Linked DNA regions of Homo sapiens: region 1 is linked to region 2. A link is a contact called in ENCODE Hi-C or POLR2A ChIA-PET data. All regions are on one chromosome and are shown on one strand. Each heading gives the region's core, a stretch centred on a gene start or an enhancer-like site at or near the end of the contact. The rest is flanking DNA. Distances are from core to core; before and after follow the strand shown.

What was found. A loop is a pair of places that touch in the nucleus more often than their neighbours do. ChIA-PET counts read pairs that join two places held with the same protein, here RNA polymerase II (POLR2A). Pooled maps may share reads with other maps.
Region 1: a loop to region 2 is called in a map of endothelial cell of umbilical vein, with 15 times the contacts of the local background. The contact joins the promoter of ZNF229 here to the promoter of ZNF112 in region 2. A Hi-C loop is called at or near these places in 1 of 168 maps with a recorded cell type or tissue (endothelial cell of umbilical vein), 1 of 37 single-sample maps with no recorded cell type and 5 of 50 pooled maps. POLR2A ChIA-PET finds 5 or more read pairs at or near these places in 1 of 52 experiments (activated naive CD8-positive, alpha-beta T cell).

Annotation. Positions count from the first base shown.
Region 1 is chr19:44,446,127-44,451,223 of GRCh38, reverse strand. ZNF229 (zinc finger protein 229) reads left to right here and starts at 2,752. Exons shown (of 6, transcript NM_014518.4): 1 at 2,752-2,915; 2 at 3,624-3,711.
Region 2 is chr19:44,354,470-44,360,010 of GRCh38, reverse strand. It overlaps ZNF112 (zinc finger protein 112), which reads left to right and starts at 3,331. Exons shown (of 4, transcript NM_013380.4): 1 at 3,331-3,385. RefSeq lists an enhancer at 3,022-3,522.

The DNA of each region.
Region 1 (5,097 bases), core at 1,503-4,002, 92 kb before region 2:
GCTACCACACCCAGCTAATTTTTTGTATTTTTAGTAGAAAAGGGGCTTTACCATGTTAGCTAGACTGGTCTCGAACTCCAGACCTCAGGTGATCCGCCCACCTCAGCCTCCCAAAGTTCTGGGATGCAGGCGTGAGCCACTGTGCCCAGCCTATTTTCTGCTTTTCAATCCTGACCATTCTAGTGAGTGTGAAGTAGCACCATTGTTTTGACTTCCATTTCCCTAATGACTGAGGATGTGGAGAGTCATTTCATGTGTCTCTTGCCTATTTGTTTATTTTCGTTTAAGATATGTCTACGGAAATACCTTGCCTACTTAAAATTGGGTTATTTTTTCTTAACAATAACAAAACTGTTAGGGAGTCGGAAATTACAGCAGTTTCAAATTCAGTTGACACACGGTTTCTACAGTGTTTTGCAGTTTGTATGAGGTAGGATGAAGGCTGAATATTTACCTTGGGCCTTGGAATGGATTCATCTACCCACACTTTGTGCAGGTTGGCTCTTAGCTTCCAGGTCAAGACACCTTTTTAAAATAATTATTTTTATGTTTATTTTATTATTATTATTTTTTGAGATGGAGTCTTGCGCTGTCGCCCAGGCTAGAGTGCAGTGGTTTGATCTCGGCTCACTGCAAGCTCCTTCTCCCGGGTTCATACTATTCTCCTGCCTCAGCCTCCTGACTAGCTGTGACTACAGGCACCCCCCACCATGCCCGGCTAATTTTTTTTGTTTTCTTTTTTGTATTTTTAGTAGAGATGGGGTTTCACCGTGTTAGCCAGGATGGTCTCGATCTCCTGACCTCGTGATCTGCCTGCCTCGGCCTCCCAAAGTGCTCTGATTACAGGCATGAGCCACCGTGCCCGGCCAAGACACTTGATTGAATTGCTTAAGTGCTTCCCATGTGCCAGAGCCATGAAAGGTAAATAAAGAAAATAAAGAAAAAGAAGAGTCAATTATTTTGATGACTTAGAGATCTGACCATGGAGGCCATGTGAAAGGTGGTAACCAGCAATTTAAACCATGTGTTGCTGGATCCCAGAGTAATATAATTTATTGATTTCTCGGGGAAATGAGAATGTTCTGAGAGTGGTATTTAACATCCACTACACTCGCATGAAATTCTCCCAATCACAGACTGATCTGTTCATTGAATTATGATATAGAGTTCAAAAACACTCGATAGAGGAAATTATATTCAAGTTGTGTCTTAAATATGGAGTAAGATTTTAATAGTACAGGAAAGGATGGACTTACAGAGGGAAGAACAATAGCAGCAAATTCAGACATTTGTAAAACTGGAGGACACAGGATGGGAAGTAGGACTGTGTCTACCCAAGCAAAGAGGGGTGGGTTTGGAACCAAATATCTGAAGGGCTTGGATGCTTTGGAGTCAATTGGCAATTTTTTAGAATTTATCAAAACAATTCGATAATCTGTTTATAAGAGAGAGTTCTAGAACTTCTAGGATGAAATTTTTGAAACACAACAAGGAGGGAGAGATAAGGAAATGAGTTATCACTGTAACTGAAACCTTTCATCATGGCACAGAAAAAGCAATCTCTATCTTCAGAACACACTTGTATCCCAGAAAATATTTCATTATATATATAGTAATGTAGTAAGTGATTAGGATGCCGTTTAAATCAGAAAGGAAAGAATTAATATTTATGTAAATTTTGTTAAGAAAAGTAGACAATCCTTTGGTGAAACAGGAAACTCCATCTTCCTTTCATATCATACACTTAAATGAATCACGCGGTGATTCAAAAGAAAAATGAAAGAGCCTGAAATGAATATAGATATGCACTTATTGGGAATCAGGCTAAGGAATGTCTTTTTGGTCATACTGGAGAAAAAAAAGAAGCCACAAATGAAAAGACTGATATACCTTGTCAGATGAAGTTTTTTGTTTTTTTTTTTTTCTAAACTACTTTATAAATGTTGAAACTGGGGGAGCAATTCATCACTTAGAAGCGATATCATTCATACACAGAGAGTGTATGACAATAAAAGATGACAATGAAATGCAATCGGTAATAAGCATATTTACTCTGTCAAATTGGGAAAATAAGACAGGATATTTAGTCCATCAAATTGGGAAAATATTAAAGAAAGTGATTGTGTGTAGTTTTGATATCATAAAATTAGAAGTGTAAGTTCAATGCAGGACAAAGGGGTAACTTCCCTAAAAACTAAAGAATGCTAGGCAAGTATTGCAAATAATTTGTGTTTTTTTATTATCTCTATGTATCTCTACGTCTTTTGTGACATACAGAACTATCCACGATATATGACCTGTGGCAAGAAATGATTACAAAATATTATGATGCCATTTGGGAAATGGGATTCTTAAGAATTCATATTTACTCACATAAACCAGGGATTAAGTAAGAATTTTTTTTAAACCATTCTTTACATGTAATATGAACTACTTTTGAAATAAATATTTAGTTGGCTTTTACACCAGAAAATCAATAATGCTTTATATCCCTGGTGATGGGATGATGGGCTTGTTTGAGAATATAGTCAGGTTTGCTACAACGCGAATATGTTAGTACTGAGTAAAGACATTCTTTTCAACTCAGAAACACCTTGCATGCCGCCTCCCGCCGCCTCGCAGTGGGCGTGACTCGAGGTGGACGCGCATTTACGACACCATCGCCCCTAGGATCGGACTGCGCTGCGGAGGGTTCTGGGAAAGGTAGTCCCACACCTCGAGTCGACTACTTCCGTTTCCGGTGGGCGCGTCACCTTGATTGCTTCTTAGGCAGTGGTGAGGCGTCTTAGAGACGTGCATCTCCATGCGGTTGTACTGTCAGGCCATGGGAATTAGGATCGGCTCTATAGGACCAGTGTGAAGGGACAACGTGCGGCGGAGGGTCGAAGCCCACGGATTTCCATGAGCTCGGCCTGGTGAGGCAGGGGTGTAAGGAGGCGCACGTATCGAACATTCTGAGCGCCTGTGCGGGGTGGGCCCGGGTCGGCAGCCCTCGCAGTCCAGGCTTGGAAAAGCAGTTTGAGGCCAGCTCTGGCTTTGAGATGAGATCTGCAGTGCGGGAGACTCCACTGTGTCAGTTGCGGATCGATGACATGAATTTTCTCAGGGTAGCCGCCCACCCACTTGTGGAGTAATTTCAGAGTTTTCTGCGAAGTCATTTCTGTAAACAGGAAGTTGATTCCCTGTGTTCTAATTTTATCCTTTGAAATGTATTAAGCGCTGTGCAAGTCCTAGGAGTTGGTTTGCTGTATCGTTGCTGGCTCTGCTTTTTGTAGCCGCCTAAGCACACACAGGCAGAATTTCACTTGTAAGTGTCCCACAGCATGTGACAGTCAGCTCTGGATTAAAATCTTGAGATTTTGTCTTGATTCTCCTTGTCTCCTGAAAGGGGCAGTGAAAGTAGGCTTGTAGACGGTTTCTTTGGGCATCAGGAATGGCGTGTCCCTTGTACTCTGAGTCCTGTAGGAAGAGAGGTTCTTTTCCTCGGCTCCTGAAGCAAGTAGCGAGGGTAGATTACAGGAAGGGGTAGATTACATCCAGCTGGCACTGAGAGATTTCCCCCTGTGGCGTGGTGGGAATTGGGATTAAATCATGTTATCCTGCTGTTCATTTTTCTTTCACAGGCTTCCTTCTTGGAATTGTTCGTTTCTCGGAGATAATTGTATAAAAGAAGGAGAAATAACCCCACATCTCTTGACACTAGAGCTCCAGGTGAGTGAACTTTGGTTCTCTTTTGTGGCAATGCCAGGTCTCTTGGTGACCTCATTCTTCATCCCATTGATATCACAAATGTTCATTCAGACCCCTTAGCCACACCTGCCTTCCCCTAGAAATGGGGGAGGTTTGAGGAATTTCCCAGTGTCTTTATTTAGTGTATTCTCTTCTTGGCTCCTAGTAGTGTGTCACTGGGTCAGTAAAGGCTTACACTGTTTCAGCGCCATGCTGAAGAAACGCAGGGTAGAAATAATTAGAGTAACTGTGATGGTGTATATTAACTGAGTGCTTACTATATGCCAGGTATTATTTATCCATGGTGTCTAGGACAGTGCCAGGCTTGCCAATAAATATTTGAATAAATGAATGTATTTCTATTGAATTTTCTGAGCAAGTTTGTATGTTAGCTATTATCCCCATGTCACAGATGAGTTGCTAAGGTTTAAAAAGTTAAAAAAACTTAACAGGTAAGACCTGGCCAGGAGACCTTCTAAACAGAAACCAGGTCTTTGCGCTTATGCTTCCTTCTGGACTTGTCTCATCCCAGCTTTTTTCACAGCTGATTTATTTGTCAGGCAGCTCTTAGAGACTGTCCCTGACCACCTGATTTAATGTTGCTCTTTCCACAGCTGCCACATATGTTCACCTGATAGCACCTACATTCTTGTTGGAAAACAGGAATCTATCATGTTTGCTTTATTTTCTTCATAGCCCTTTTTGCAACCAAAGGTCACCTAATTTGTAGAGAGATTAACCCACCCGAAAGTAAGCACCATGAGAACAATTACCTTTTCCATCTTAATTTACTGCTGTATGTCTAGTGTTTATTCTCCTAAGATGTTGTTAGACACTGAATGTACATTTACTAAATGCATGAGTTCCTGTATTCCTAGGTTAATGCTGGGTTGGGTCAATGGTAATAGTATATTGATGATTTTCTGTGTACCACGTACTGGGCTTTGAAGTTTATTCACATAGGCATGTGTGTGTGAAAGAGAGAAAAACTTAAATTATTTTAGTTTTGCAAGTAAGGATTATCTTTATTTGACAGAAGTACAGACTCATTCAAAAGGTTAAGTCTCTCCTGTGGTGTTAATATAACTACAAAGTGGCTGAACCAGAATTCGAACCTAAACCTTTTGATAACTCCAGTTTTGAGAAACTAGAGCTGCAATTTTCAAAACCCTGCTTTCCCTTTTGCTATCTTATTATTTTATCATAACTTCATAATTTACCTGTTTTCCTCAGACTTCAACCTCAGAATCATATTTATTTCTCCTCCTCTTCATCCCTACATGGAATTATTCTTTTAGTTTTGTTATTTCTACCTCTGCAATTATCTCTTATTCCCATTACTTCTTTGTCCCACTGCCTTTGTACCAA
Region 2 (5,541 bases), core at 2,082-4,581:
TGCTGGGATTACAGGCATGAGCCACCGTGCCTGGCCAGACCTGTCATTTTCCATTCTAATGAAGCCTCTCACAAATTTTGTCAGTGTTATTACAGTGGCCTCATAAAGTTAGTTGGAAAGTGTTTCCTATTTTGTTATTCTCAGGAATAATTTTGAGATGAACATGGTTTCTTCTTTAAATATTTGGTAGAATTCACTGATGACACCAAATTTCAATGCCACAGTCTTTTATCTATGGATTACTTAAAAGTGGTTTGATTAATTTCTAAACAAGTTTGTAATTTAGGGTCCACTGAGAAGATAGAAACCTTATCAATTATTTGAAAAGAAAAATTAGCATATTGTAGAGTTGGTAGCTAGATTTCTGAAAGAGCAGAAAAAGAACTGTAGGCCACATGCAGTGGCTCACGCCTGTAATGCCAGCACTTTGGGAGGCTGAGGCGGGTGGATCACGAGGTCAGGAGTTCAACACCAGCCTGGCCAATGTGGTGAAACCCCATCTCTACTGATAATACAAAAATTAGCTGGGCGTGGTGGCGCATGCCTGTAATCCCAGCTACTCGGGAGGCTGGGGCAGGAGAATTGCTTGAAGCCGAGAGGCAGAGGTTGCAGTGAACCGAGATGGCACCACTGCACTTCAGCCCGGGGAACAGAGCGAGACTCTCAAAAAAAAAAAAAAAAAAAAAAAAAAAAAAGAACTCTAATATATGATGGAAGCAGCAACTGCAGGAAATAGCAACTGCAGCAAGCAGCAACCACCTGAGGTCTGAGGAAACAAAGTGAAGAGACCAGAATTACTAAAACTTAGAAGCTTGAAGGAAGGTCATGCTCACCTGAAACTCAGACCTCTGAGGAGAGGTCAATGTTGGGCTGGTTCTGCTGTCTCTGAGCTCAAAAGCAGGGCCCTGCAGTGTTAGGACTTAGACATCTAAGGATCAGTCTTTGGGAAGTTGTTTAATAATGTTTACAAAGAGCCATGATGAAATAGGTTATTCAAGTGTTAGAAAAACTGAAAATTAGGCAGTTGCTACAAGAAAAAGTACTGCTGGTTGGCAGGCACAGGATATAGTATATCTCCCTGCCCCCACCACCCCTATACGCTTCTGCTAATAATTGCCCAACACAGAACCAGATTGGGGGTGTGGAGGTCGGGAAAGATTGGCTGCAGATTCCCCCATTCCAGCCCCATAAAGCAGAGTGAAGAATGGTGGGTTTGGAGATGAGACAATATTTATTAAATGCACACATGAATCATTTAGTTGTATTTTTATTGATTTCTAGCCAAATTTCATTGTATTCAAAAGCATATTTAGTATTTCAGTATTTTGAAATCCCGTATCATTTTGCTAATTTGTGCAAATCTTATGTGCACTTGAAAAGATGCGAATTTTAGTTTTTGCTAGAATCTTTTGTTCCCCCAGCTTCATATAGGTGTCAAAAGTGCTGCAGAGCTTCTAGGCTTTTCAGATCCTAAACTAGACCATCATCCCCAGGAGAAAAGTAGCCCCAAATGCATGACTCTCCCAAGTGTTTCTGAATTTTGGCCCACCATTTCTCCATTATCTTGTCTTTTGATGCCTTTTGACATTTAAAAAGTTTGCTCATCTTTCCTCTGCCAGATGTTTGTTCCAAATCACTCATTTTATTATTACTGGAAGTGGAAGTACACAAAGTATTATTCTGTCCCTTTTATTTTTAAAATTTCCTTTCATTTTATAAAAAAAAATCCCCTATTATCAGATTGATCCTCTTTAATATGTAAACCGTATGTATTTTCAGAAACATTTCCTTGGAAAGGAGTTGTTAAATAAAGAATCAAATAGTCTCATCTCTTAATAGTGTCTTTTTTTTTTTCTTTTGAGACGGAGTCTCGCTCTGTTGCCCAGGCTGGAGTGCAGTGGTGCGATCTCGGCTCACTGCAAGCTCCGCCTCCCGGGTTCACGCCATTCTCCTGCCTCAGCCTCCCGAGTAGCTGGGACTACAGGTGCCCGCCACCACGCCCGGCTAATTTTTTGTATTTTTTGTAGAGACGGGGTTTCACCATGTTAGCCAGGATGGTCTCGATCTCCTGACCCCGTGAGCATTTTCACAGATTGGTCGTTATGTCTTTTTATTTTCCTCTTCCTTTTCTGGATTGAGTCAACCCATTCACCGTCCTCCCTGAATCATCCTGTCCTCCATAAGACAACTTACAATATTTGCTATATCAAGAGCAGGGTGAAAATAGGTGATAGATTTTTCTCAAAGAAGAAAAAAATTTCGAGGTTTTACAAGAGACTTATCCCTTCCCATAATAATAACATTTTGTCTGTATCAGTACAGCCCTTCTATTTGCCTTATGACTTGCATTTCATCATCAGTAGTTAAAGCAGAGGAAACGTGGGAACCATTTACTGTTTCTGCTTATGGCCTCATCAACGGTTGCATCTGTTTTTTTGTGGATTCTTGGCATCCACGTTCTTGTGGATCTTGCAACAAACACATTATGGTAGGTAGCAGCAGCACTATCAGTTTCAGACGCGTCCACACCAAAATGGAATAAAAAGGTAATCGAGTCAAAGAAAGGTTGAGATCCTGTATTCCTTAAATTCGGTGTCCAGTACAAATCAGCCCAATTTCCTTTAAGTACCTGCATTTTTAGCGCACACATCGCTTCCATTCTGTAATTCTTTTCTTTTTTCTTCCTGTATTGCAAGCTTCTCTGTTCTCTCCTTTATGGGATATTTTCTTGGTAAGTAGGTAGGTAGGTAGGTAAAGTCCGCTTTGGTTGAGTTTATTTGGGTTTGTGTCGCGTTTGAAGAAAAATAAATTCAAACTCTAGGGGGAAGGCAGTAGAACTGGACTAGCAGTATAAAATTGGATGGCTAACCAAAAGAGAATAGTGACTATACAAATACTGACTATCCAAACGAGAAAGAGACGACTTAAGGGAAAGTGCTACCCTGCAAGAAATTCCGGGAATTGTCCAGAAGATCCACAGGGTCAGAGACACACGCGCCAGGAAAGGCGCCTTTCATGCACGGTCCGCTGGGTAAAACAGAGAAATATATATACGAGCTCTCTGTCTTTGGAAGCATTTCGGTTCCAGGAAGGGGGAGTTAAGGAATTCCTTTGGGACCGGCACATGTGAAATATCATCCAGGCTCTCAGCTTGGCACCCGGTACTTGCGTCCTAGGCAGGCAGATAAGTGGAGAGTTTTTCTAGGAATTCTGGGAAATGTAGTTTGGGAGCCCCGTGTAGTCGGGTAACTTCCGCTCTAGGAGGCTGAGGCCGTCTCCCTGATCCCGTCGGGAATTCTGGGAAGCGTAGTCCAGGAGGTCTCGGTAGGCAGAGCCACTTCCGCCCCAGGTACGCTAGGCCGCGGCCTTCGTTCCTCCCAGAAAGGTGAGCGCTCCCCGCCCTGCTTCCTGCTCCTTCCGTCCATACTGATGTTCGTTTTGTTGGGGTCCAGTAGCAACCGGGCAGTAGCTCTAGGGGAGGATAATCCACTTGCGGCGAAGGGCGGGATTTGTGTTATCTTTGAATGAGCCTTCTCCAGTGTGGGGCAGCTGGCGCATCCCCACTTAGCGCCGGGGGTCCAAGATCCTACATCGCAGGGACTGGGGATCTCCTGGGTTCTGTACTTCCCCAGCCCTTTCCCCTGACCATCAACCAGCTCTGCCACTTCCTAGCAGTATAATAACAGGCGAGTATCTTAATCTCTCTGCCTATGTTTCTTTTTCTTTAAAATGGTACTAGTATCTATCTAATGGAGTTCTTTTGAGAGTTAAATAAAAAGACTTGGAACAGAGCCTGACAGGTGGTAGAAGATGGGTCTCTTGTTATTAGCACTTTTTAATTTTCTGAGAAGGACTCAGTTCCCTGAAAGCTTCTGTGAACCCAGGATGGGGTCAGAGCTCCAGCTGCAGAGTATCCCTGGCCCTTTTCTGATCACTGAGAGATTTTTCTTTAGGACAGGATCACTCCTGGCTGTCTGGGTAGTCCATTGTAATTCATGCAGGAGTTCTGATTTCCCCCATCCTCCTTTCCTTCTTTAGCCTTGACTTCTTGAAAAAGGCTGCAGGGAGAAGGAGGGAATGACCCTTTGGCACTTGGCAGCGGAGTCTCACCTGAGTAGTACTTATCATCCTTTCTTTTCAGGGAAGACGATATTTCCATCATTCACTGGCAAATTCTGCTCGAAGATGCGCTGATATTTGTTCAATAAATGCAGAAACGGATGAGGGAGTACTTGGGCATGAGTAATAAAGATAGTATTTAAACATTTAGTGCTGATCATTCTAAGAGTTTGATATGAATTAACATCTTTAATCCTCACAAGAGCCCTTTGAGCCTGGGTTGGGTACCACCATTCCCATTTTAAAGATAAGCAAACAGACATAGAGCATAGGTGGTTTATCTTTAGGTCACCCAGGTGGTAAGAGCCTGAGCTGGGATTTGAATTCAAATAGTTTCCATCCATTGCCTTAGTTCTTGATGTGTTTAGTATCAGCTTCAGAACACATATTTGGATTTTACTAGAGGACCGTGAAAGCAAGGTTAATAAGCTTTGAATTTTTGATTTTTTAAAATTATCTGTAATTTAATTTTATTTGAAATATTTATAGTTCATATTCTGATTATATAAATTATTGCATATTGTAAAAGATTAAGAAAGTATAGAAAGTGTAAAAGAAAAAAATTATGCTAACCACAAGATATAACAGTAACAATATTAATATTTCAATGTTTTCCTCTTCCAGTAGACTTCTTTTTGGATTTTCACCCATGTTTAACCAAATAGGCTTCATAGCTTTTATTTTTCCCTTAAGTTTTTACTATGGAAATTTGTAAGCATAGCCAAATGTAATATGACTAAAATAATTCTGTGGAAGCGTCACCCAGCTTCAACCTTTGTTAACATTTGCCAGTCTTGTATCAACTCCCTGTCCCTTTTTTTTTTGTTTCAGTATTTTAAAGCAAATCTCTAACATCGACTTAGTATAATATCGTTTGATTGATTGTCATAATTGCCAAACGTTGATGATCATAAATTGCTTATATCCAAGACTTTGAAAGGGAAATGCCAGCAGCTACTCTAAGGTTTTCATTCGTTGAAGCTTACAGAATGGTCCTTACTTGAGGAAGCTAGGGGATGCAAGAGAATTGTACCTTGGAGAAGGATGGTGATGAATTTTGTGTTCCAGTATAGAGTTTGCCTTGCCTAAGTCTTATAGCTCTTTGTTTCTTATTTCTCTTTATCTAAATCCATACACTGAAAGTTCTTCTATTTCTGGGACCATGTCATACTTTTCTCCATGTGCCCAGCACATCGTACAAGGTTGTTAAGGGTTTATGGTTAGAGTAGCTACTCAACAGACAGCTGGCATCAAGGATTTGCAGTGTGGAATTGGAATTAGGTATCAAAATAGAATAGAAATAACCCCTGGATATATTCCTTAATCTCACTTAATATTGGTAGGTTATATAATCCACCAACTATTTCAGAGTATTGAAGAGTTGAAGAGCAATGATTGGTTATGTTTTGATAATCTAAAAAA